3 separate regions of the Homo sapiens genome follow, and all the other regions are linked to region 1. A link is an interaction called in ENCODE POLR2A ChIA-PET data of the cell type or tissue named here. Cell type or tissue: MCF 10A. All regions are shown on one strand.

What was found. Peaks named below come from ENCODE experiments on the same cell type or tissue, not always from the same donor. Only the 100,000 strongest peaks of a DNase experiment are listed, where the experiment ranks them.
Region 2: POLR2A ChIA-PET joins it to region 1 with 7 read pairs; 2 of 35 experiments call an interaction of 5 or more read pairs at or near these places.
Region 3: POLR2A ChIA-PET joins it to region 1 with 6 read pairs; 5 of 35 experiments call an interaction of 5 or more read pairs at or near these places.

What each region holds. Positions count from the first base shown.
Region 1 is chr12:93,781,858-93,789,857 of GRCh38, reverse strand. The region is part of intron 2 of CRADD (CARD and death domain containing adaptor protein); the gene reads right to left. Among named protein-coding and RNA genes, the nearest start is that of CRADD-AS1, 48 kb to the right of the region's middle. RefSeq lists enhancers at 3,582-4,781, 4,794-5,293 and a silencer at 5,111-5,405. In MCF 10A, no CTCF peak of the experiment used is centred here; DNase peaks (open chromatin) are centred at 2,987 and 4,437.
Region 2 is chr12:93,427,216-93,435,215 of GRCh38, reverse strand. All of the region lies in intron 1 of UBE2N (ubiquitin conjugating enzyme E2 N), which reads left to right. Among named protein-coding and RNA genes, the nearest start is that of UBE2N, 11 kb to the left of the region's middle. In MCF 10A, no CTCF peak of the experiment used is centred here; no DNase peak of the experiment used is centred here.
Region 3 is chr12:93,574,930-93,582,929 of GRCh38, reverse strand. SOCS2 (suppressor of cytokine signaling 2) reads right to left here. Exons shown (of 2, transcript NM_001270471.2): 2 at 6,185-8,000. The coding sequence ends at 7,751. Among named protein-coding and RNA genes, the nearest start is that of SOCS2, 6.3 kb to the right of the region's middle. RefSeq lists enhancers at 1-295, 296-796. In MCF 10A, no CTCF peak of the experiment used is centred here; no DNase peak of the experiment used is centred here.

The sequences.
Region 1 (8,000 bases):
TTTCTAGAAGCTATCTTCTACAGAAAAACATCTCCTTTCCAAATTTTCCCTTCTTTCAGCATAATAAAGGTATACCATTTTTAACTACTTTATTGAGGTATACTTGATACACAGGAAACTGCACATATTTAAAGCATGCAATTTGATATGCTTTCACACATGTATCCAACCATGAAACAGTCCCCACCAGCAAGGTGATGTGCACACCCCTCATCCCTCAAAGTCTCTGCCTGCCCCTTTGTCATCCCTCCCTTCCACCACACTCTATGCCTCATCTCCAGCAAACACTGAGCTGCTTCCAATTTTTTAAAGATACATGATTTTTTAGAAAATGTTTCAAATCAGAAACTAAAGTCTATACTGAACATTATTGTTTTACATGTGCTCCTTAGTCATCCCCTGGCTCTTCTAAACCAATCGTCATCCTGTCTCTAAAGTGATTAGAAATACTGGAAGTCGAATACTGTATCTTCAGTTCTTTCATGCTCCTGCAGAGTTGGCTATGTCAAGGCTGCATGCACAGCCTGTTCAGGAAAAGTGGATGGACCACCTTTCCCCTGAAGCACATCTCCAGCTTCCCAGGCAATCCGCTGGAGGCAAGCTACACACATTCTGAAAATAAATGACTGCATCAGGTACTTCTTAGCCTCTGCTTGGGGAGAAACACTGACCTAGCCTCTCACAGAAAAACTCTGGTACTCTGGGAAATACGAAGATTTTGTCAGTCAACATAGGAAGTGGGAAAGAGAAAGATGGGGCAGGGGAGATTAAAAAATAAAAAAAAGGAACCACCACCCCAGTCTCTCACCTTGAAGTGGTTGACCACCAAGGATAAGACATACAAATAATGCACACAGAAAAAGAGCTAAGAACTGTAGAACACAGTGCTCCAGGGGTCCAAAGGAAGGAGAGGTGCTTCTATTTCAGAGTAGCCCAGGCTCCACTATGGAAAGGCTGATGACGACAGGGACTAACATCCACAGTTCCCCAAAGGCTCTCCCGTGCCCTGTCTCCTGTGATTCCCACAAGAGTGCTGTGAATAAAACAGTGGTATTGGTTTCCCTTAAATGGTGGGAAAACTGAACCTTGTATAGGTCAGGAGACTGCTAAAGAGAGGCAGAGCTGGGGCTGGAAAGTTTGTCTTTTGATCCCAATGCCATTGCTGTTTCTATGACACCAGACAGCGTTCTCAGGTGGAGGATATCTAGACAACTAGACAACAACTACCTCACACCCTCCCTTTAAAATCAAGAACATTCCTGAATCAAGAATAGTCAAGAGACAAAAATAAATTTTAAAAAATCAAGAACATCATTCTAACAAGGGTCCAGTGGTACATTTGCTAAGGAGGTGCTCTGAGAGCCACCACTGGGCCTCAGAGACCACACACACTGTGGTCAGGTGTTGATACGGGTTGGCTGTGTCCCCACCCAAATCTCATCTTGAATTGTAGCTCCCATAATCCCCACGTGTCATGAGAGGGACAAGGTGGAGATAACTGAATCATGAGGATGGTTTCCTCCATCCTGTTCTCGTAATAGTGAGTGAGTTCTCACGAGATCTGATGGTTTTATAAGAGGTTTCTCCCTTCGCTGGGTACTCATTCTCTCTCCTGCCACCTTGTGAAGAGGTGCCTTCCACCATAATTCCCGAGGCCTCCCCAGCCTGAGAAACTGTGAGTCAATTAAATCTCTTTCCTTTAGAAATTACCCAGTGTTGGGTATTTCTTCATAGCAGCATAAGAACAGACTAATACAGGTGACATGGCAGAGATGGGTTTCCTCCAGAGCGTACACACATTCCAATGGTCATGAGATGAGCCATATTTCAAATGCAATAAAGAGACTTACCACTTCACAACCTCCAAATAATCCTACAAGGAAAAGACAGGATAATTACCAACACTACTATTAATTACTCTCAAGTTTCTTGTTGAGTGAGTTTGCATTCTTGAAGATCAGGCTTCCTTAGGTGAAGCATGCTCATGGCCTCACCATCCTCACCATGGTAAGTGATAATGCCTGCCATACAGTGGACTCCAAAAGATGTTTGTGGAATGAACAAATGAGGTCAATAGGCCACACTACAGAACTCTTTAATTCTCATGTTAAACATGCTGATAGGAAATTATCTGTCCCTAAATCATGGCAGAATAATCACAGTCAGCTATGAGGCAATCCTTTCCAGTTTGGATAGTTTTAAAGAACTTGGTATAAGCATGTATTTCTTTCCATTAAGGTCCTTTGAGAGTGGATCTTATTTGTTTCATTTTCTTGGAGAAAATCTATCCCTGAACTTGAAAAAACAACATTTCAAAGGAAAAAACAAAGACACTGAGTTTGCTAAGAGGTTAAGTACAAGGTTCAGCAGACGTACTACAACACATGCACATGTGAGCACCACTTATTTCAAAGTTAGCCTGTTAGGGAGCTACAAATATATTCCAGTGATACTGGTTTGGGGCAAAAAATGTGCAGAATGCCTTTTTGGAACTATCTTTTTCTCTACAATCAGTTGATGTGATATTAAAAAAAAAAAAAAAAAAAAAAAAACCCTGTCATACTACTTTACAGTCCTGGCTCGTTTTTAACGAAAAATTACTCTAGCCAGTTTAACCACCACCCATGAGGCTGACTTAGTGATGAACAACTCTTGGCCAGTCCCTGACATCAAATCCACCTTCTAAGAATAAATACCACTAGGGTAAAAAAAAAAAAAAAAAAAAAAAATCTTCAGCAGAATGTGCTAAGGGCTCTAAAAGTAAATTCCAAAGAGAGACTTCAAAGATATTTTGAGCAATAGCAACATTATTGGAAGATATGTATAACCTCTCAAAGTGGACTCATACACAATTTGCACAAACTGCAATATAAATCCTTAAATAGCCGAAACATACTTGTAGGCAACAATTCCATTATGTTTTGGTCATCTTTACATTATTCCCCTGGCATAGTGCCTAGTACATAGTAGGGCATGCAGCAAATGTTTTCAAAATTAGATTTTCTATGGGAATAAAGTACAGAATTACCATTAGTCACAGAAGGGCCATTACTCACTAGACTTTTGTCCTAAGGAGAAAATGATGTCTCGTGTTTCCTCATTGTCAAAGGTGGGTTTTATTGCTTTAGGGGCTCTACCTCAAGACAGTAACTGACAGATCTATTTGGTTTTACTGCCTTCTACCTCTACTGGCAAGTAGAAAACTTATCCCTCTGAATGTTGTCTCTTAAAGAAATCTTTATTTTAAAACAACTAAAATGTAAATTGAAGGGATTTCAGAATCTATAAAGAAGCGCTGGCATCTACTACACTTTTAAAAACTGTGAGCAACTGGCCATCAAGACAAAAATTTAAAAATTATACAGGATCTACCTCCATAGAAAAGGTAATGGAATTCCCTTTGAGGATGTGCCTACTATGTATACTTAATACATAGTACCCGCAGTCTTCAGGAAATCCTACAAAAGAGGTATTATCATTCTCATTTCTACAGATAAAGAAACTTGAAGCTTTGAGAAGTTAAATACAGATGTATACGTTTACACATTCCTTAGAGGGCAGAGCTAAGGTTCAAATTTAGGTCTGTTAGAATCCAGGTCTGTCCTTCATCTCTCAACTGTGGAGTTTATTCCAGAAGTCTAAAGCAGAGGGCCCACTGGCCAGCCAAAGGGGGCCTAAAACAGTGATTTGATAAACATGAATGAATTGCCAAAGTTTAGAAATATGAGGTTTTGCATAAAACATGGATTTGTACCTCCATTATATCAAACCTACATCATTCGTGTCTTCATAGGCCCGGCAGTTAATGCTTTTGAGTCTGTGACCTTTGCTATTCCCTGCTGCCTCCCCAACACTTTCTTTTAAAGGAAAAACCAAACCTAATGCTCCACCAGTCCTGTCTTACCTGTATATCCCACAGGAATTTAGAATCATACCATTTTGATGAAGTAAGATACAATCACTGAGATCAAGTACACGACTTTATGGTGAATTTAAGGCCAAAGGGTCACGTGACTTGTTCATGGTCACAAGCTACAGGCCTCGATCCCATACGTCCTTATTCTTGTCTGCTCTGCTACTCAGATTCTCACTGGCAACCAAACATATATATGATTTAATGGCCTGTGAAGTAGGGTAACACCATTCTTCCACAATTCCCTTTGAAATGACTATCATGAGCTTGCATTTCTGATGAACATGCTGGAACTGCTAAGACTTCACATCTATTTTCTTTCATTTGCCAAAAGTCCCCTATAAATAAATCACTCAGCTTCCACATATCCTCTCCTTGGTCTCCCATTCCTGTTCTGCCAGGAGCTGCCAGCAGTAGCTGTGGTTGAATACTGAAGGGGAAAAGAAGCTACAAAGGAAGCCCCAGTGGAGCATCTTTGACTTCTAACCCATAGGCCAGGGGATCGGGAAGACGCATACCAGTGAGTGACTCATAGGTCACACATACCAGTGGGTGACTCAAGCCACTACCCTTTGGAGTAGACACAATTTTTATTTTCATTTCGGATGTTCGTCAGAGGAAATCAGTTTGAATCATTTTCAATTATGTAAATACTAAAGCATATTTCAACCACATAAGATGGTAAAATTTTCTCCTCCTTTCTCTCAAAGGTACTAAGTTTATCAAATTAAATGATAAAACTTCCTCTCCCAGACTAGGAAAATACACCAAAAAATAGCTTGCCAATTGAAAATTATTTTTAGAGGTGTTTGGAGTATATGCATTATCAAACATAGTTCCTATTTTAAAAAAAAAAGCAAAACACAACATTGTACTTATTCCAATGTTTCTATATGTGACTGAAGCCAGAAACTGTATTTGTCAAAATATCATTCTTTTGAGGAAAGTGATCAAATTAATAACGAGTTGTGCCTGAAGAGGTTTTGGAATCTCAAAGTAAGCAGGCTCTGTACTTTTCTAATTAATGAAGAACAGACAGCTCTTTATTAAGAAGAATCGACTTTTTATTTATACCAAAGTGGTGTTTCTTTGACATTTGTTTTTATTTCATTGCTGACCTACTTTCTTTCTGACAGTCTTGAATGAATATCTATTCTTATGTCCTTTAACCGTCTTGCAAGGTAGCCAGGCCAACTGGCTTTCCCCCTGGACAGTAAATCACTCTGGGACTCTGTGTTCTAATATCAACTCGGCCAGAGATTTGCCACGTGTGCTTTATCAGACTCTCCATCTCTTCTGCTTGACTTCAGACATCTGCAAAGCTGAAAAACAGCTCTGACACAGAACAAAGGGTTTTAAGGTGCTCTGAAAGCCCACAGAGGGCCAAACCATGACAGCTGTGGATTAGCACGTGCTCACTTCATTCTGCTGGTGCTTGGAGACTGCACAGTGGTTAGAAGAGGAAAGGCTCAGGGGTCAGACGGCCTGGGTTTAGAGCCCAGCTCTGCCATTTATTAACCGTGCAACCTTGGGCAACTCACTTAACCTCTCTGTGCTGCGGCCACCTCAGCTATAAAATGGGACATTGAGAGTTAAACATGATTAGATATTCAAAAGACTTAGTGCAGTGCCTGTCATACCATAAAACTTAGTAAATATCAGCAGTATTTATTATTTTTCCATTTTTGATGCCCTCACTGACATGCCCTGAGTGTGAGTAAAATTTTGTCATTCAGCTTGACTATATTTAGCGCCTCGATTCTTGAAGGAAACAACGTCAGAACCATTAGTATAATTTCCTAAGATCTAGTCAGACATCTCTAGGGCATAAATTGTTACGTGGGACCAGCCATGAAGTACCGCACTGCAGGTGTTTTGGAAAGTCGCACTAAATCTAAGCAGAGGATGTGAACCCCGTGCACCCTGCAGCAAGAGTTTGGCGAGGTGGCTTGCTACTCACTCTCTTCCCTGACTGATGTCTGGTTCTGACATCCAGAGCATGACACATGACAGATGACAGCGACACATCTGCACATGCCCACCAGCACACCCAGGTTTTACAAAAGCCAATGTCATTTTTTCAGTAAGTAAACAAAATAGTGGCACAAGGGATGTGCAGAATTTCACTTGTTCATTTGCTTTGACATTTTTAGGGAATTTCTTGTGATAGTCCTAAAAATATTTTACAAACACATGAAAAATGAAATTAGCCATTTTTCTCAGGCTTCGACTTCTAACAAAAAAGATTATCAAATATAAGCTTTTGAAGAACAAGCATAAATAAATGTTATTTTATGGCTTAAAGTTACAATTTATAGGCTTTTACTCTTTTCTGAATATGAAGAAAGTTGCCACACATTTTGCTTTTATCACTGCTTGCCTTTGATGAAATCTTTGTAATTGTTACAGTAACAACCATACCTTGCATCTTTCTCACATGCAAAAAACACAAATGCTACTCCACTTGATCTATCTTAATTTACTCATTGTTTAAAATTTATCCATAAACAAAATTAAAAATAAAAAAACTTAAAAATTATAAAATCAGAGGACTACTCCTGGGAGCCAGCATAAAATAAAACAAAAGAGCTCAGATTTTGGACACAGGCAGACCTGGATTTGTGGGTGAGAAACTTAGTCCCTTCTCTGCTTTGATTTCCTCATCTGTAAAATAATAATAATAATAATAATAATAATAATAATAATAATAATAATACCTATACCTGTAACTTGGAAGGCTGATGGTACCAGGACAGTCCCTGGGGGAAAATGTGGCCCAGCAAATGATTTCTTAAGAAATAGAAGGAAAGTAAAAAGGAAAGGAAAGAGGCAAAAAAGGAGGGAGTAGCAGTGACTCTCCCCAGGCTATACAAATTGGGTTATAACCCAGGCCTTCTGCCAAAATTCTGCCTCTCAAATAGAACACTTGACTGTTTTTATTATGTGAATTTTCCATACATAACAAAGTAGAGGAAAGTGTAAAGAACCCCCAAAAACCTATCACCAAGCTTCAACAATTATTATATTTTACCATTCTGATTTCACGTATTTCCCTATACACATACTTTTTTTCTTTTGAAGGAGTATTTTTTAAAGAGTCTTAGGCCTCATATTAATTCATTAATAAGTGCTTCTAAATAGATAAGGACTTTTAAAACTCACAATACCACCAACTCAATAAAATTACCAGTAATTCCTTAGTAACATGTAATAAACAGAGTATGTTTTATTTTTGCCTGTTTAAAAAAAAAGGCATTTTTTTAGTTAGTCAGTTGTTCAAATCAAGTTCCAAACAAGATTCATACCTGCATTTGGTTTACAGGTCCCTTAAGTCTTTTTTTTTTTTTTTTCCTGAGACGGAGTCTCGCTGTTGCCCAGGTTGGAGTGCAGTGGCGTGATCTCAGCTCACTGCAGGCTCCATCTCCCACCCTTAAGTCTTTTTGTTTTTTTTAATTATACTTTAAGTTTTAAGGTACATGTGCACAATGTGCAGGTTTGTTACATATGTTTACATGTGCCATGTTGGTGTGCTGCACCCATTAACTCCTCATTTAGCATTAAGTGTATCTCCTAATGCTATCCCTCCCCCCTCCCCCAACCCCACAACAGTCCCCGGTGTGTGATGTTCCCCTTCCTGTGTCCATGTGTTCTCATTGTTCAATTCCCACCTATGAGTGAGAACATGCAGTGTTTGGTTTTTTGTCCTTGCGATAGTTTGCTGAGAATGCTGGTTTCCAGTTTCATCCATGTCCCTACAAAGGACATGAACTCATCATTTTTATGGCTGCATAGTATTCCATGGTGTATATGTGCCACATTTTCTTAATCCAGTCTATCATTGTTGGATATTTGGGTTGGTTCCAAGTCTTTGCTATTGTGAATAGTGCCGCTATAAACATACGTGTGCATGTGTCTTTATAGCAGCATGATTTATAATCCTTTGGGTATATACCCAGTAATGGGATGGCTGGGTCAAATGGTATTTCTAGTTCTAGATCCCTGAGGAATCGCCACACTGATTTCCACAATGGTTGAACTAGTTTACAGTACTTAACAGTTCCCCATCTCTACTTTTTTCTCGTAGCAT
Region 2 (8,000 bases), 350 kb after region 1:
CAGGTGTGAGTCACCGCGCCTGTCCTATCTGTTGTTTTAAGCTCTGAAAATACTTGTCTGATAATGTTTTCTTCCAATTAAAAAAAGGCATGGAAAAGTTACCATGATGTTTCAGAAATATATGTACCTCCAGGTGGGGGCAGGGAAACTTAGCCAGGTATGGTGGTTCATGCAGTAATCCTAACAGAAGACTGAGGCAGGAAGATCCCTTGAATCCAGGAGGCCGGGGCTGCAGTGAGCTATTAGTGGCACCACTGCACCCCAGCCTGGGTAATAGAGGCAAGACCCTGTCTCTTAAATAAATAAATAAATAAATAAATAAATACAAACTCATTATGATGAAGACAGATTTGTTATAAGTTGTAATTAAAATCACCTTTGGAATTTAAGAAAAAACTTGTAAAAAATTTGACTAGGAACAGTGGTTCTTTAGTTCTTTCAGTTGTCTCACTTAAGAATTTTCTGACCTCTTCCTAGGAAAAAAAGCTATTTTTTTTAACGTATGACTTCTGGGGATTCAGATTCTTGCCAAGTTTATTTGTGGATTCCCTAGGTCTCCATGTGCTCCATGTTAAGAATCCTTGAACTGCTTTTGATAGTGATTAAACTTTCAGGCTCTAAAGATACTGTTTTAATATACTATCTAATGTTTTGATTATGAAATGTGAGCATAACTGAAAGTAAGTTAAAAATAGCAGTCAGTTCAGTATTCTTTTTTAAGCTCCTCTGTGTCAAGCAGTTCCTTTAGTCCAGATTGATCAACTCCTGCACAAGTGAAATTAAGTTTTGTCAAATTATCAAGTACTTTAGTATTCACTGTGCTAAATGACTGTGACTGGAAATGTTATGCATTTGCTTTGCTCAAGTTTGGAATTTTTTCCACACGTGTTAATGACCACTCTTAAAACCAGAGTTTTTTTTTGTTGAGACGGAGTCTCGCTCTGTCGCCAGGCTGGAGTGCAGTGGCACGAACTCGGCTAACTGCAATCTCCACCTCCCAGGTTCAAGCGATTCTCCTGCCTCAGCCTCCCGAGTAGCTGGAATTACAGGCACGCGCCACCACACCCAGCTAATTTTTTTTTATTTTTAGTAGAGACGGGTTTCACCATGTTGGCCAGGATGGTTTCAATCTCCTGACCTCGTGATCCACCCACCTCGGCCTCCTAAAGTGCTGGGACTACGGGAGTGAGCCACCAGAGTTTTACACATTAGAGAACATCTGTTCTATCCTTTTCTTTCTCTGGTGAGGAATTTGTAGGCCAAAGAAGTTGGATGACCAGATTCCTGATGTACAATTCGGTTCTTCTTCTTTTTTCCCTATACCTTATAGGATAGTTTACCTGTGTAAATGGATTTAAGAAGAAAATATGCTACAGATTCAAGTTGTATGGATTCTGAACACACATTATGTTTTCTGTTATAATGAACTATGGATGCATATGTGCTATAGAAATAAATACTAGAAACAAGGAAATGAGGACAGCAGCATCCAGCAGGGGCTTTTGACATTACAATTATAGTAATCAGAGTTCTGATTTAGGTGCCAAATTCGTATCTTATACAGTGCTGCTTTCTAAAAACAAAATAAATATGAGAGGCATAGTTTATGTAATAATATTATATCAAGGAAAAGAATTCTTATGTGTGTATGCGAAAAACGAGTTGGACTGTTGTTTCATTAGAGTTGAAATTTTCTTTGCAAATGTAATATATGAAGGAATGAATGTGGATATACCAATTAGGCAATTAAATAATAGGGAATCTTTTAACTTCAGCTAAAATCTTAGCAGCTTTTAAAATTTCTTCCCAAGTGAAGTGATTGATGGCCCTAGGGTCTTTTGTGGCAGAAACATGACTGTGTGGTTGGAAGAACTGGATAATTGGTTAAGAGCCCTCAGAATCAACAGAAATACTTCATTATTATTCATTCTTTCAAGGGCTACATGACACCATTGGGGGCATTTTATATTTTTTAAAAATCCTGGCCAGGCGCGGTGGCTCACGCCTGTAATCCCAGCACTTTGGGAGGCCGAGGCAGGAGGATCACAAGGTCAGGAGATCGAGACCATCCTGGCTAACATGGTGAAACCCCGTCTCTACTAAAAATACAAAAAAATTAGCTGGGCGTGGTGGTGGGTGCCTGTAGTCCCAGCTAGTCGGGAGGCTGAGGCAGGAGAATGGTGTGAACCCGGGAGCAGCAGAGCTTGCAGTGAGCGGAGATCACCCCACTGCACTCCAGCCTGGGCAACAGAGCAAGACTCCGTCTCAAAAAAAAAAAAAAACCTGAATGAAGCTATTCTAAAATTTCTTGAGTACTTAGGCACAGACATTTTTGGTTTTGAATTGGCCAGTAACTGAGATGCTTCTGAATAATTAGGATTCTACTGTAATTTAAAGTAATTTTAGATACTGGTTTCAGAATCTAAGGTTGACATATTTTGCATTAAAACAACTGGCTATGTTGTCTTTAGATTTTCAATTTTTTTTTTAGTTTTCAATACCTTCACATTATGTCTCTGTCAGTTTGGTTAATTTTGGGCAAATGAATTTATATTTTGAAAGTCTTTACAGTTCTAGGGATTGAAGGCATTGTAGTTAAGGAAACACTAGAAAGAACTAACAAATTTATATCATGAAACCATTGGTGATTTTTTTATTGCTCTGTAACTTTCTTAAGATTATAGCTTATACTCGGGAAAATGTTAGTAAGTAGCTGTTTTGTTTTGTTTTTTTTTTTTTGTGACTCTTAAAGACAACTAGATTACCATCTTACTATGAGGCAGGGACAAAGTGGTTTTAGTAACATAGGCCGATCCCAAGGCCAAATTTCAGTTTTCTGTAACCTTGTGATTTGCGTGTCTCTTTATTATCCATTCATGAGATTTTTTTTCAGTTCAATTAATTGGACATTCATTGAATGCATAATATGCATTTACCAGTAAGCCAGGTGAACAAGAAAGGCATCCCTGTGTAATGGAAAACACAGTCATGAAACAAATTTCTGTGGCCCAGGCTGGAATGCAGTGACGTGACTTGGCTCACTGCAACCTCTGCCTCCCGGGTTCAAGCAATTCTCCTGCCTCAGCCTCCTGAGTAGCTGGGATTACAGGTGCACGCCACCACACCCGGCTAATTTTGGTATTTTTAGTAGAGACAGGGTTTCACCATGTTGGTCAGGCTGGTCTCAAACTCCTGACCTCGTGATCCGCCCGCCTCAGCCTCCCAGAGTGCTGGGATTACAGGCAGGAGCCACCGCGCCCAGCCGAGGAAGTGTTTTTAAACTTGAAGAGTAAGAGTTTGCTGGGCCAAGAGAAGGAGGGAGTGTGAGTGAGTTTTTGGCACATGGGGCAGCAGATATGAAAGCTGGAAGGAGAGACAGAAAGCATGGCATCATCTAGAAATATAGTATGTGATGGATAATAGAATCAGGGTCTCATCAAAAATAATTATTACTGTTTAATGACTGTGTTCAAAGAGTTGGCATCAAGAATTGTTAGGCAAACAAAGTGTTTCTAATTATGAAATTCATATTTAGTCTGTGAACTATTCACTAGCATGCAGTGTGGCAGCTGTTCCTGAAGTGAGGTTGGTCATATAGTTTTTATTATGTAAAAATAGACATCTTTCATTGGCATCGTGTACCAGGCACTGTTCTAAGCATGTTACGTGCATTAATTTACTTAATTCTAATTGCAGTTTTATGATGTGTGGATATTAGTATCATTCCTATTTTATAGCTATGGGAACCTGCACAGAGGGACTTATTAGTTTCTAGAGCTATGATTTGAACCCAGGTGGTCTGATTCTGTAGACTGTGGATACTGAAGAACATGTCTATTCCTAGATAATAACTGGCAGTGCATGTATTTTTATACTGTATCATTTGGACACATGAAGTGGAAACATGTTTAAGAACAGGATCTAAGTGCTTAGCTTACTTGTTTTGGGTTGTGTTTTGTTTGTTTGGTTGGTTGGTTGGCTTTTTTTGAGACGGAGTTTTGCTCTTGTTGCCCAGGCTGGGAGTGCAATGGCACGATCTCGGCTCACTGCAATCTCTGCCTCCCAGGTTCAAGCGATTCTCCTGCCTCAGCCTTCCGAGTAGCTGGGATTACAGGTGCCCGCCACCACACCCGGCTAATTTTTGTATTTTTAGTAGAGACGGGGTTTCACCATGTTGGCCAGGCTGGTCTCGAACTCCTGACCTTGTGATTCGCCCGCCTTGGCCTCCCAAAGTGCTGGGATTACAGGCATGAGCCACTGCGCTTGGCTGTGTTTTTTTTTTTAAGATAGGGTCTCACTGTGTTGCCCAGGCATGATCATGGCTCACTGCAGCCTCAGCATCCCGAGTAGCTGGGATCACAGGCATGCACTACCATCCCCAACTAATTTAAAAAAATTTTTTATATATATATAAAATATATATTATGTACAATATAAAATATATATACATATATAATATATATTACATAGAGACAGGGTCTCCCTATGTTGCTCAGGCTGGTTTTGAACTCCTGGGCTCAAGTGATCCTCCTGTCTCAGCCTCCCACAGTGTTGGGATTACAGGCGTGAGCCACTGAGCCTGCCGCTTTTCTTGGTTTTTTTTAATCAGAAGTCTCTTTATTGTAATTTAATTAGAGGCTTTCCTACAAACATGAGACCCTGTTTAGTAACATAGTTCACTTTAAGATGGAATGCCTCTGGTCTGGATGGCATATTCTTTTCCTCCCCCTCCCCACCCAGCCAGTCCTGGATTTGAGGAATTTTGTGGTTCTGGTGAGAAGGGACTCTTTGCTGCTCTTTCTTACCGGCAAAATATACAGTCTTGAATCACTTAACGATGGAGTTACTTTCTGAGAAATGCACCATAGGCAATTTCATCATTGTGTGAACATCATAGAGTATATTTATACAAACCTAGATAGTGTAGCATGCTACACACCTAGGCTATGTTGTATAGTCTGTTGATCCTAGGCTACAAACCTGTTTAATATGTTACTGTACTTAATACTGTAGGCAGTTGTAATGCAGTGGTAAGTATGTGTGTATCAAAATAGGAAAGGTACAGTAAAAATCTGGTATAAAAGATAAAAAATGGTATACCTGTATAGGGCACTTAACCATGAAGGAAGCTTGCAGGACTGGAAGTTGCCCTGGGTGAGTGAGTGGTGAGTGGATTTGAAGGGCTAGGACATTACTGTACACTACGATAGACTTTATAAGCATTGTACACTTAGGCTACACCAAAAAATTTTTTAAAATGTTTCTTCAATAATAAGCCTTGGCTTACTGTAACTTTTTTATTTTATAAACTTATATTTTTAAACTTTTGATTTTTTTGTATTAACATTTAGCTTAAAACACACATCATACAGCTGTGCAAAAATATATTTTCTTTATATCCTATAAGCTTTTTTCTCTTACAATCTTTTTTAAAAAAACTTTTTTGTGAAAAACTAAGACATACACACACATATTAGGCCTATTCAGGATCAGCAGTATCACTGTCTTCCAGCTCCTCTTGTCCTACTCGAAGGTCTTCAGGGGCAGTAACACACATGGAGCTGTCATCTCCTGTGACAACAGTGCCTTCTGGAATACCTCCTGAAGGACCTGCCTGAACCTGTTTTACAGTCAACTTTTTTTTTTTTTTTTAACAAGCAGAAGGAATACACTCTAAAATAATCAATAAAAGTATAGTATAGTAAATACTAGGCAATAGGAATTTTTCAGTTCCATTATAATGTTGTGGGACCACTGTCTTTTGTGCAGTTGATCATTGACTGAAACTCATACAGCGCATGACTGTATTTAAAGTACCACTGAATCAGACTAATTTTAAACGAGAATTTTTTTTCTCAGTAAGTCTAAAAATATGTTAGAGTTATCTTGCATTCATTTATATATCAAGTTGAGTTTTGTGTTTTCTTTCTTTCTTTTTTTTTTTTTGAGACAGAGTCTCCCTCTGTCGCCCAGGCTGGAGTGCAATGGTGTGATCTTGGCTCACTGCAACCTCCGCCTCCTGGGTTCAAGCAGCTCTACTTCCTCAGCCTCCTGAGTAGCTGGGACTACAGGCGTGCACCACCACACCCAGCTAATTTTGGTATTTTTAGTAGAGACGGGGTTTCACCATGTTGGTCAGGCTGATCTTGAACTCCTGACCTCGTGATCCGCCCGCCTCAGCCTCCAAAAGTGCTGGGATTACAGGCATGAGCCACCGCGCCTGGCCTACACTTTTTCAAATAAAGTGCACTGTCCAGGACCCTGTCTTTATTGTTGTGGTTCAGGTAAGGGTTAAACTAAAAGTGCTGCAAGTTCTGTTCAGGGGCCAGCACTGACTGTGCTTAGAGAAGTACTTGGCCAGACCTTGCCTATTTCTTCTCCTAGTTTAATTGGCAGGGCTGCTGATGTATTGGCAAGGATGCCAAGACAAGAATCTATGGGCTATTTTCTCTGAACACTTGTTTCTAGTCTGAGTACTTAGTTCATGGTTATACATTGGAATTATCTGGGGAAGTTTGTAAATTTAACATTGCCAGCCCAACATATTTTTGTTGTTTTAAGAGCTGCTTATGATTTTAGTGTACACTTTGCAGAAACACTGGTCATATGTGTGCTTGGCTTCAATGCAAAGATGGGTAGAATGGGAGACAAAAGTAAAATCATACAGCTAGCACTGCTTTGTATATTGAATACAAAGGCATCAATGGGAACACCAAAGAAGTGACAGACTGGCCTGGAAAACCCTCAAGGTTGGTTTAGGGAAAGGTTTTTAGAGGATGATATTTGAGCTGAATTTTGAAGCATAAGTAGAAAAGGGGGAGTAGAATGTCGACATACCAGACCCAGGAGATATTTGAACTAAGACTGTGTAACTTGAGTCAGCATGTCTATGCTTGGATCACAGATACTTAGCTTCAAAAGTAATCTTTTAACTTGAAGTTTCTTTTCTTCAGAAGTGTAGTCCATGAATATATATTCATTACTAAAATTTCTGTTGGCTGGGTGCGGTGGCTCATGTCTGTGATCCCAGCACTTTGGGAGGCTGAAGCAAGTAGATTGCTTGAGCCCAAGAATTTGAGAAAAGCCTGGGCAACATGAAGAAGCCCCATGTCTACAAAAAAATACAAAAATTAGCCAGGTGTGGTGGCACATGTCTGTAGTCCCAGCTACTAGTTGGGAGGGTGAAATGGGAGGATCACTTGAGCCTGGGAGGTTGAGGCGGCAGTGAGCCAAGATTGTGTCACTATACTCTAGCCTGGGCGACAGAGCAAGATCCTATCTCAAAAAACTGAAAACTCTGTTAACATGCTGTGAATATGTTATATACTAAATAGTCAAGTAATAGATATTTATTTTCCCTTCACTTACTTTTACTATTCCAATCTCTAATTCATCGGTAAGATTCCAAAATCTCACTGAATATTGAAGGAAAACTCAAATGCTTCATTTATTTTTTTGAGGTATAATTCTCATACCATAAAATTCACCCACTCAAAGTGTACAGTTTAGTGGTTTTTTCATGTATTCACAAAGTAGTACAACATCATCACTTGCTAATTCCAGAAGATTTTTGTCACCCCAAAAAGAAAAACCCTGTGCTCATTAGCAGTCACTCTACCTTCAACCCCTGGCAACCATTTATCTGCTTTCCAATTCTATGGATTTTCCTATTGTACACACTTCATATAAATGGAATTATACAATATGTGGCCTTTTCTTTCTGGCTTCTTTCATTTAGCATGTTTTCAAGGTTCATGTATATTGTAGCATGTATTAGTACTTCATTCCTTTGTAAATATTTTACCTGAAGTGTTTTCTAAATAAAACCTTTTAAAAAGTGATAGTGCTGAAGGGAAGCAAGGTAGAATTTTTAGGAGATAGGTAATCTGTATTGGCTCTCATAAAACTAGTCACATGTGAAGCCTGCATTGCTTTAGAACAGGGATTTCCAACCTTTTGGCTTCCCTGGGCCACAGTGGAATAAGAATTGTCTCATGGCT
Region 3 (8,000 bases), 210 kb after region 1:
CTGTACTACAATCTACGTAGAAACTGAGACTCCACTGATAGGTGGAGCCTGCCTCTCCTCTGAGCACTCTCACCCCAATGTACTATCACATCTGGGCAGATGGGACCTCCTTGGAAGGGACCAAAAATCCTGAAGGCTCCAGGCTCTTCAATTTACAGATAACAGAGATTCAATGTTTGGCCCAAGGTCAGAGAACCAGAGTGGACCCCAAGTTTTCCAATTCCTAGTTCAGGGTTGTGCCCGCTGCACCGCGACCTCTTGCTTTCCTGAGAAGAGAATCTGTGCCAGTTACCCCAACTTGCCCAAAGTGGAAGCCGCTCCTCAAAGGGAAGCGTGCAATCTGTGTGACTCAAAGCCGCATACTCCAGGGCAAATCTGAGCCTGCAGCCAAGGAAGGAAAGAGTCAACCTCTGACTCTCTCTCCAATCTTCTCACAAGGACTACCTCCCTCCTACCTAACACTTAACCGGTCTCCCTCTCTCCGCCCTTGCTTTGTTCCAAGCCATTTTTCCAAAGGACCTCCAGAGGGATGATATAAAACACAAACTTAGTTCTGTTGTTTTCCCCTCCATTTAAAAAGCTGACATCTGCTCCCTACTGCCCTCAGGATAAATTCCAAGGTTTTCAGCCAGGCCTGCAAGATCTGCCCCAAGTCACCCTCAGACAGCACCTCCCAGAAGCCTCATCTCTACCCTCTTCTTCAACCTTTCAGCCAAAAGATCTTCCCCACTCAGCAGGTCTGAGGACTCCTTCCAGTCTATTAACACTCAGACACAAGATACCTTCCTCTGGGGGCTTGTCTTCATAAACCCTCAAAGCAGGTCAATGGCACCCTGTCCGCAAAGTAACTACACTGCCTTTAACAATGCATTTTACAATAAGTTATTCATGTAATTACAGCTCCTATACAATATGGTATCCTGAGATGCAGAACCTGGGTTTGATTCATGACTTCCCTACTTGACTGGGCAGGATATTTGACCTAAGTTTCTGTTTCATTTGGAATAAATGAGGGTCATACATACCTCATCAGGTTGTTGTGAAGATGAAATGCAATGGCTAAGCAGGGTAATGGGATATATTAGACTGTTTAATAAATGTTAGTCCCCATCCTCTCCATCCTTTCTCATGGTCTGTAAGAGCTCCCTCAATGAAAGAACACTTCCTACTGTTGAGTAATACAGTAGACATTCAATAAACGTTGGCAGAAAGGAGAGAAGGAGGGAGAAAGCAGGTGAGAAGGGAGGGAGGAAGAAAAAAAAAGAGAAAACTAATGAGATAAATGAACGAAGCTAGAAGGAAAAAAGAGGCCCTGATCTATTAGAGCTGAGTTGTTGTAAACAATGATCACATGATGTTGAGATTGCCTAACACCTTCCTACTAAGAAATTGAAAAGGTAGCTACAGATACCCCAGAGTAACTAGAAAAAGACACAGAATCAGGAGATGGCCTGATCCATAGTAGAAGACAATGTAACCCAATATAAGATTGACACACATTAAAAAAAAAAAAAATCATTCCTTGAATTGTTCACTCCTATTCTGCTCTAAGCACTGGGCTTGGTATAAAAGAGGCTACAAATAAACTGATCTTACCCTAATGAGGTCTCAATTATTGAGGAGGACATAATACCTAGATCAGTGCTATGTTGTTAAATCAGCTATCTGGTGGCGGAGAGTCTTAATTTATAGCATCTGCCTATTTCTGTGGTGTAATACTCCCACCATGGCTGATTCAATCTATCAATAATTTATGCATAATGATTGAGCTCACAAAATCTCTCAGTTTTTAGTAATTGACTCTCAGGAGCCTCCACACACTACTGATGCTCCATCTCCCTTACTTTTCTCTCTTGATATTTTTTTAGCCAGTTTGTTGCATATTAACATCCCTATCACATGATGGACAAGGAAAATAAAATGAGAGAACAGAGAAGCAGCTGATTTTTCTGTCAGTGGTTCTAGCAAAGGAGACAGAATGGGGAGGAAGTTGAAACTATTGGCTAGATGTGTTTATGGGCTTCTACTATTCCCCAGTCTCTCTGCCTCTTATTCCTACAGATAATTAAGAGCAGATGCTCTAATCCAATATGCAAAATACAAAGACACTTTCTGACCAAATACAGAATTGATGGCCACAACCTAGAAATAAAAATGAAGAGAAACAAGCTATGCTGGAAACCTAAGATGGGTCAAGTTCATCAAGATGGCAAGGGGGAATGTTAAAATGGGAAGTCAAACAACTTTCTCTGGGTAGAAATAACATGGCCTCTTTTTCTTTTCCTTTTCTTTTTTTTTTTTTTTTTTTTTTGAGACAGTCTCACTCTGTTGCCCAGGCTGGAGTGCAGTGGTAAGATTGCCGCTCACAGCAACCTCTGCATCCCAGGTTCAAGCAATTCTCCTGCCTCAGCCTCCCAAGTAGCTGGGACTATAGGTGTGCGCCACCACACCTGGCTAATTTTTGTATTTTTAGTAGAGATGTGGTTTCGCCATGTTGGCCAGGCTGGCTCGAACTCCTGACCTCAAGTGATCCGTCCACCTTGGCCTCCCAAAGTGCTGGGATTGCAGGCATGAGCCACTGTGCCTGGCTAACATGGATTTTTTCTGAATGTTAAAGATCACAGCAGCATTCTGGACCAAACACTAAACAGGAAAAAGGATACCAAACTAACAGAAGGGAAAAAATGCTTAGCAAAAACAAACAAATTTTTATCTTTAACACTGTAGGAAACCGGAAACTGGGGAGATGTAGGAAAATTTTATGAAGTTGTGTGATGGTTTAACTGGCGAAAAAGTCTCACCCCACCATGGCAAGGGGGCTCCTTGGGTGGCATTTATGCTGAGACAGGAGAAGAAGGCAGCTGGCGATATTTCCTTTTCTCTCACTAGGACTCTGGCAAGCCTTTCTCTAAGAGAGGCAAAGCCACGTGAATAATACATCACAAAATGCACTTCTGATCTAGGGCAAGTCAGAATGCCTATAAGTTAAGGATGTGGGTCAAAGTGAGAGTTGTCTGTAAAAGCAGTTAGTTTTATCTTTACAAATGCATGTTTATTGAAGTAAGTCCTATTCTCTGTGGCACACTTAGCTGATCCAGCCTCCTTTGCTGACAAAGCTCAGGAAGGGGTAGATAGGAAAAGCCAGCTCTGCTCCATGACTTCAGACACTGGGGACTCCAGGACTTTTAGAGGCCACTCTAACAACACTTGTTACCTTTATTACCATAGTAATAGTCACCTGAACTCAAGCCACACAGAGGAAAAGTTAGAAAAATCAAAAATATGTGAAGATGAGAATATAAGAACCATGCATATGAAGAAATGAAACAAAACTCTCACAGAATCGTTCTTACTTACAGACATACAGCAGCAGAAGCAAAGGAATGGAGGGCATTTTTATTCCGTGCAAATGAAGGTTAACTTAACACTGAAAAAGGAGCCTGCCATACTTAAAAAATAAGTAGATTTAAAAAAAAAATGCCCATAACAAAAGTGTGGCATCTGGGGCTGGTTACTTGCTTCACAACCTGAATGGAACCAAAAAGAGATACAAAGAGATTTAATCTTAAGGTAGTCCAAATCATTCAATTACCCAACTCAAGGAGAGTATAATTATCCTCTTTCACTGGAGTATCATGCGGCCAGAAAGGCTGTGTTAGATAAGTCAAGAGGGCAACTTTATGATAGGAAAGGGAGAAAGTAAGGCAGGAATTAACTATCCCTTATGCCCATGAATGGGCAAAAGCAAGAATGGGTCCTGCTGGTAAGGATGGGAGGGCGGGCAGTCGCCCAGGCATTGTGGCTGGGTGTGTGTCACATCTGGTGGAGGTAGAAATGAGATCATCAAACAGCATGGATGGGAGGTTTTGGATTTTAAAACAGCAAACAGATTAGAAATGTTAAGGAGTTAAAATCAACAAAAAACTAATGTGGATCAAGACATCATGAAATCCAGCAGAGGCAGATTTTTCAGAATCGGGTAGAGGAGGCCAAGAACTGTAATTATCCCACAGGGTATTCCACAGGCCTGGCTTCTGAATCCCAGCGGAAGAAATATATGATGTTAAGAGAACTGTAGGACTTGCAGGAAAGCAAAGAAGAGTCTCGGCAATTTTATCAAAGGGTAGGAGCGTGCAACTTTTACAAATAGTAATCCTAAGACTAAAATATCTGCGTTTGAATCCTGACTCTGTCATTGATTGGCTGGGTTGTGTGCCTGTGTGTGTGTGTGTGTGTGTGTGTGTGTGCGAGCATGCAAATCTCCCAGCCCCTCTGGATCTGAAAGTCTTCCATAAAATCCATAATATGTGATCTAAAAAGTGGTTTCAAGCTTTAAAATTCTAAGAAGTTAAAAAAACTGGGAAAGGAGAATACAGAAGACCTCTTAAGTAAATGAAAGGCCTACAAGAACATTGTTTTGCTCTAAAGGATAGAAAGGACGACTTAAAGACGGAGACTTCAGCCCAGCTGTTAGACATAACCACAGCCACTCAAACCCCACCTACCCCGTGCCTAAACTCACAACTGAGAAGGGCATAGCCTGGTCTCAGGACATTCCATCCTTTGGATTACTTGACGAAGATGACGTCTCTGTCTCCTACCCTCCTAACAGGGTACAATTTTCTAAAAGCAGAGAAAATCCTTCCCAAGAAAATAAACACTCCCAAACAACTGTCCCATTCTGTTACCTATTTGGATTACATAATTATTATGAAGTCAAGACTTTCTTACTGACACACCAAAAAAGACCTCTCATCTCATAAGCTGAACTGCCTTTTTCTCCACTATCCAAAGTTCCAAAAAATCTCCAAGTCCCTAAAAAGCAATCACCACTGCTCACTGTAATGGTCATGAAAAACTGCACTGCCTCATCTCTGCCCAGAACAGAAACTGAGGTCAAAATATTTTCAGAGTTTGGGGATATATAAGTCTTGTATACCATATTCTTCAACAACAACAATAATAAATATCCTCACAAATGCCCTAAATTGCCCTACATTGGGAGAAAACACTGGATATTCTTCCAGGCTTTGGTGAGGATAATTTAGACAAGTGTACTTTTTTTCCACCATGTATAAATGGGGCTACCAATAATTGGTAACTGGCATTGATCAGCCACTAAATCAAATAGGAAGCCCCCTCCCCGCCCACCTGCACAGCAGTCATTATGAGCTCCCCTTTCAGGCGTGTTCAGGGGAAAAAAACCACTGGGCCAGGCTGACCAGAATCCCACAGAGCACAGTGCTAATTAAGGTATCTATACTTTTCCAGTTGATCTGGTTGAACAGCAGTAAAAACACCAAGGGTTCTTTTTCAGCCTGCTCTAACTTGTTTGTCTGGATCAATGTAGAAATTTTCAGCAGCAATTTGCTCTTCCCAATTCCTCTCCCGGGGGAAAAAAAAAAAAAAAAGAGCTAGGATATTCCTGGAATGCCTCTTGACTCACAAATCAGGAGGGGAACCTCCTATCATCATTGTACTTTGCTCATTTCGTTCTTGGGAAAATTAAATGAGATAATACAAGTGCTGAGTGAGAACCTGGTTCACAATAAACTCAATAAATAAATGATGTCAGTCATCGTAAAAAAACAAAACAAAACCAAAAATAATTGCCTCCTGATGTTTATCAACCTACTTGCAATATGGAAGATTGAAATATAAGGCAATAGGTTTCATGGCACACTCCAGAGATGTTTGTGCTGTCCTCCAGCCTTCTCATAATTAGTCACTTGCGAGCAGTAACTCAGAACTTTTTCCAATTTCACAGGTACTCATGCCTCACAACTGCCTCCCCACTCCCAGTAACTGAGAAATAGAGTGTTCAAAACAGTGACAATAGAAAGGCAAAAGACCTTTAAAGAAATTCCACAAAGCCCCTTGGCACTGATCATATAGAAGTTTTGCCAGAAAAATCAAACATCCAACACTAAACAGGTGTTGTCAGTGGGAGAAAAACGGTGAATGAAGCACAGATTCTAAGCATCCTCATCAAATGGTTATGGCCCCATCATAGATCCGACCCCAAATGTCTAGCTTTTCTTGAAGTTTTAGGCCACAAGTAAACTCTTCCTGAGGCACACCTAGCAATCTTTTGTGTTTGGCTCTGCTGTTTGGATATACATAGTATGTTTCCTGCCAGGCACAAAACCATTTTTCAACTTCTTCATGAAAATAAGGTAAGATATCCAGTAAGCAGGTTTTATTACAATTTATAACTGAATTTTCTCATTCACACAGGGTCCACCTTTATGGTGACACACCACAGGATTGTAGCTATGCAGGAAAATTTTAAAGCCATAAAATAAATAATGTCTGGACTCTAGAAAAGATGGTACATTTATAACAGTTATGCAGACTAACATAGCAAAAAATAAGTGGCCACAAAACTTTGTATTTTTCTTTAGTATTATGCCTACTCAACTTGTAAAAGACTGGCCATGTCATAATGTTTGTAGTTTCTAAACCATGTTTTTGGAAACACAGAGGACATCAGTGTTATGCCTATTCAAATTATAAAAGACCCGGCCACTTGACAATGCCTGTAGTTTCTAAACCATGCTTTCCAAATTGCAAAGGGGGCAGGTACAGCCCATAACTTTACAGAATGGCAAGTAATGTTCTACCTTTTGTTGAATAATTGGCTTATTTCACTTGACGTAAGTTTTTATGGCAATCCTCTATTACCATGAAAGTGTACGTTCTCTAGAACTCAATAAGTGCAACTTGTAGAAATCAGGTTTTTTTTATTTAATACATTCTAATCAAATAGTAACAGCAGTAAATAAACACTTTGAAAAACAGGCAGGTATCCCCCTGTATCTGGAAGAAAATTAAGTCAAAGTATTCTACACAGTAGAAGGGAGACAACTGTTTATGTCCATGGTTAGACAATTCAAGGACAACTTGGATATTTCTAAAGCCATTTCCAAAAAATCAATGGCAACAGGTTGGGACACAGCTATTTCAAAGGGTAGAATGCCTATACCTACATTGGTTTTTATTAACGGGGATTGAGTTGCACCTGTATAGCATGATATTCTTGTCTTTAGCTTTAAAGGAAAAGAGAAAGTCTTTTCCATTTGCACCAGTTTGAAATATTTCTGAAATAAGGCTCCCATAGAATGGATTACTACAGTACTCATTCACATGAGAGTTCCTACATGTAGTAAAAAGACAAATACAGGACTTCATGGTCACTTTTTTTGGTTGATTTGGTTAATTGCATAAAATGGGATAAATACTCACATACATCATCTGTTTAACAAAACTCCTAGGTACATCAGAATGCAAAATATAAAATGCCCAAGAGACTCTGATCAGCAGGCATATCAAATTGCAGTGAGGCCTGTGTCAGCTTGGTTCCTTCCCACTTCTTCAGTATTCCTATGAGGAGTTCTTTCTCTCCTACTGGAGCCTGGACCTTTGACATAATGGAAAAGAACCTAAGAAGGCAAGGCATTCTGATAAAACGCGACTTCAGCCTTTACATGCGACATTTTATTTTTAATCTAAAAGGATCAACAGGTCTTGGTCAGCCTTAGGAAGGGAAGCATCACTCAGGTAAAAGTATCTGGAGGAACTTTAAACACCTAGCTACCTCTTCAAGCTGTTAAATTTAAATTAGATTAGCTTCAGCTGTTCTTAGAAAGCATTCCATATAGTTATCCAGAGCACTCAAGTTTTGGTTCTCTTTTACATAGCTGCATTCGGAGATACTCTATGTGAGACATGTTTAAAAAAAGAGAAACATTTATACCTGGAATTTATATTCTTCCAAGTAATCTTTTAGTCTTGTTGGTAAAGGCAGTCCCCAGATGGCACCGGTACATTTGTTAATGGTGAGCCTACAGAGATGCTGCAGAGATGGTGCTGACGTGTAGAGCGGTTTGGTCAGATAAAGGTGAACAGTGCCGTTCCGGGGGGCTTCTGGACCTGTCCGCTTATCCTTGCACATCTGAACATAGTAGTCGATCAGATGAACCACACTGTCAAATTGTTTA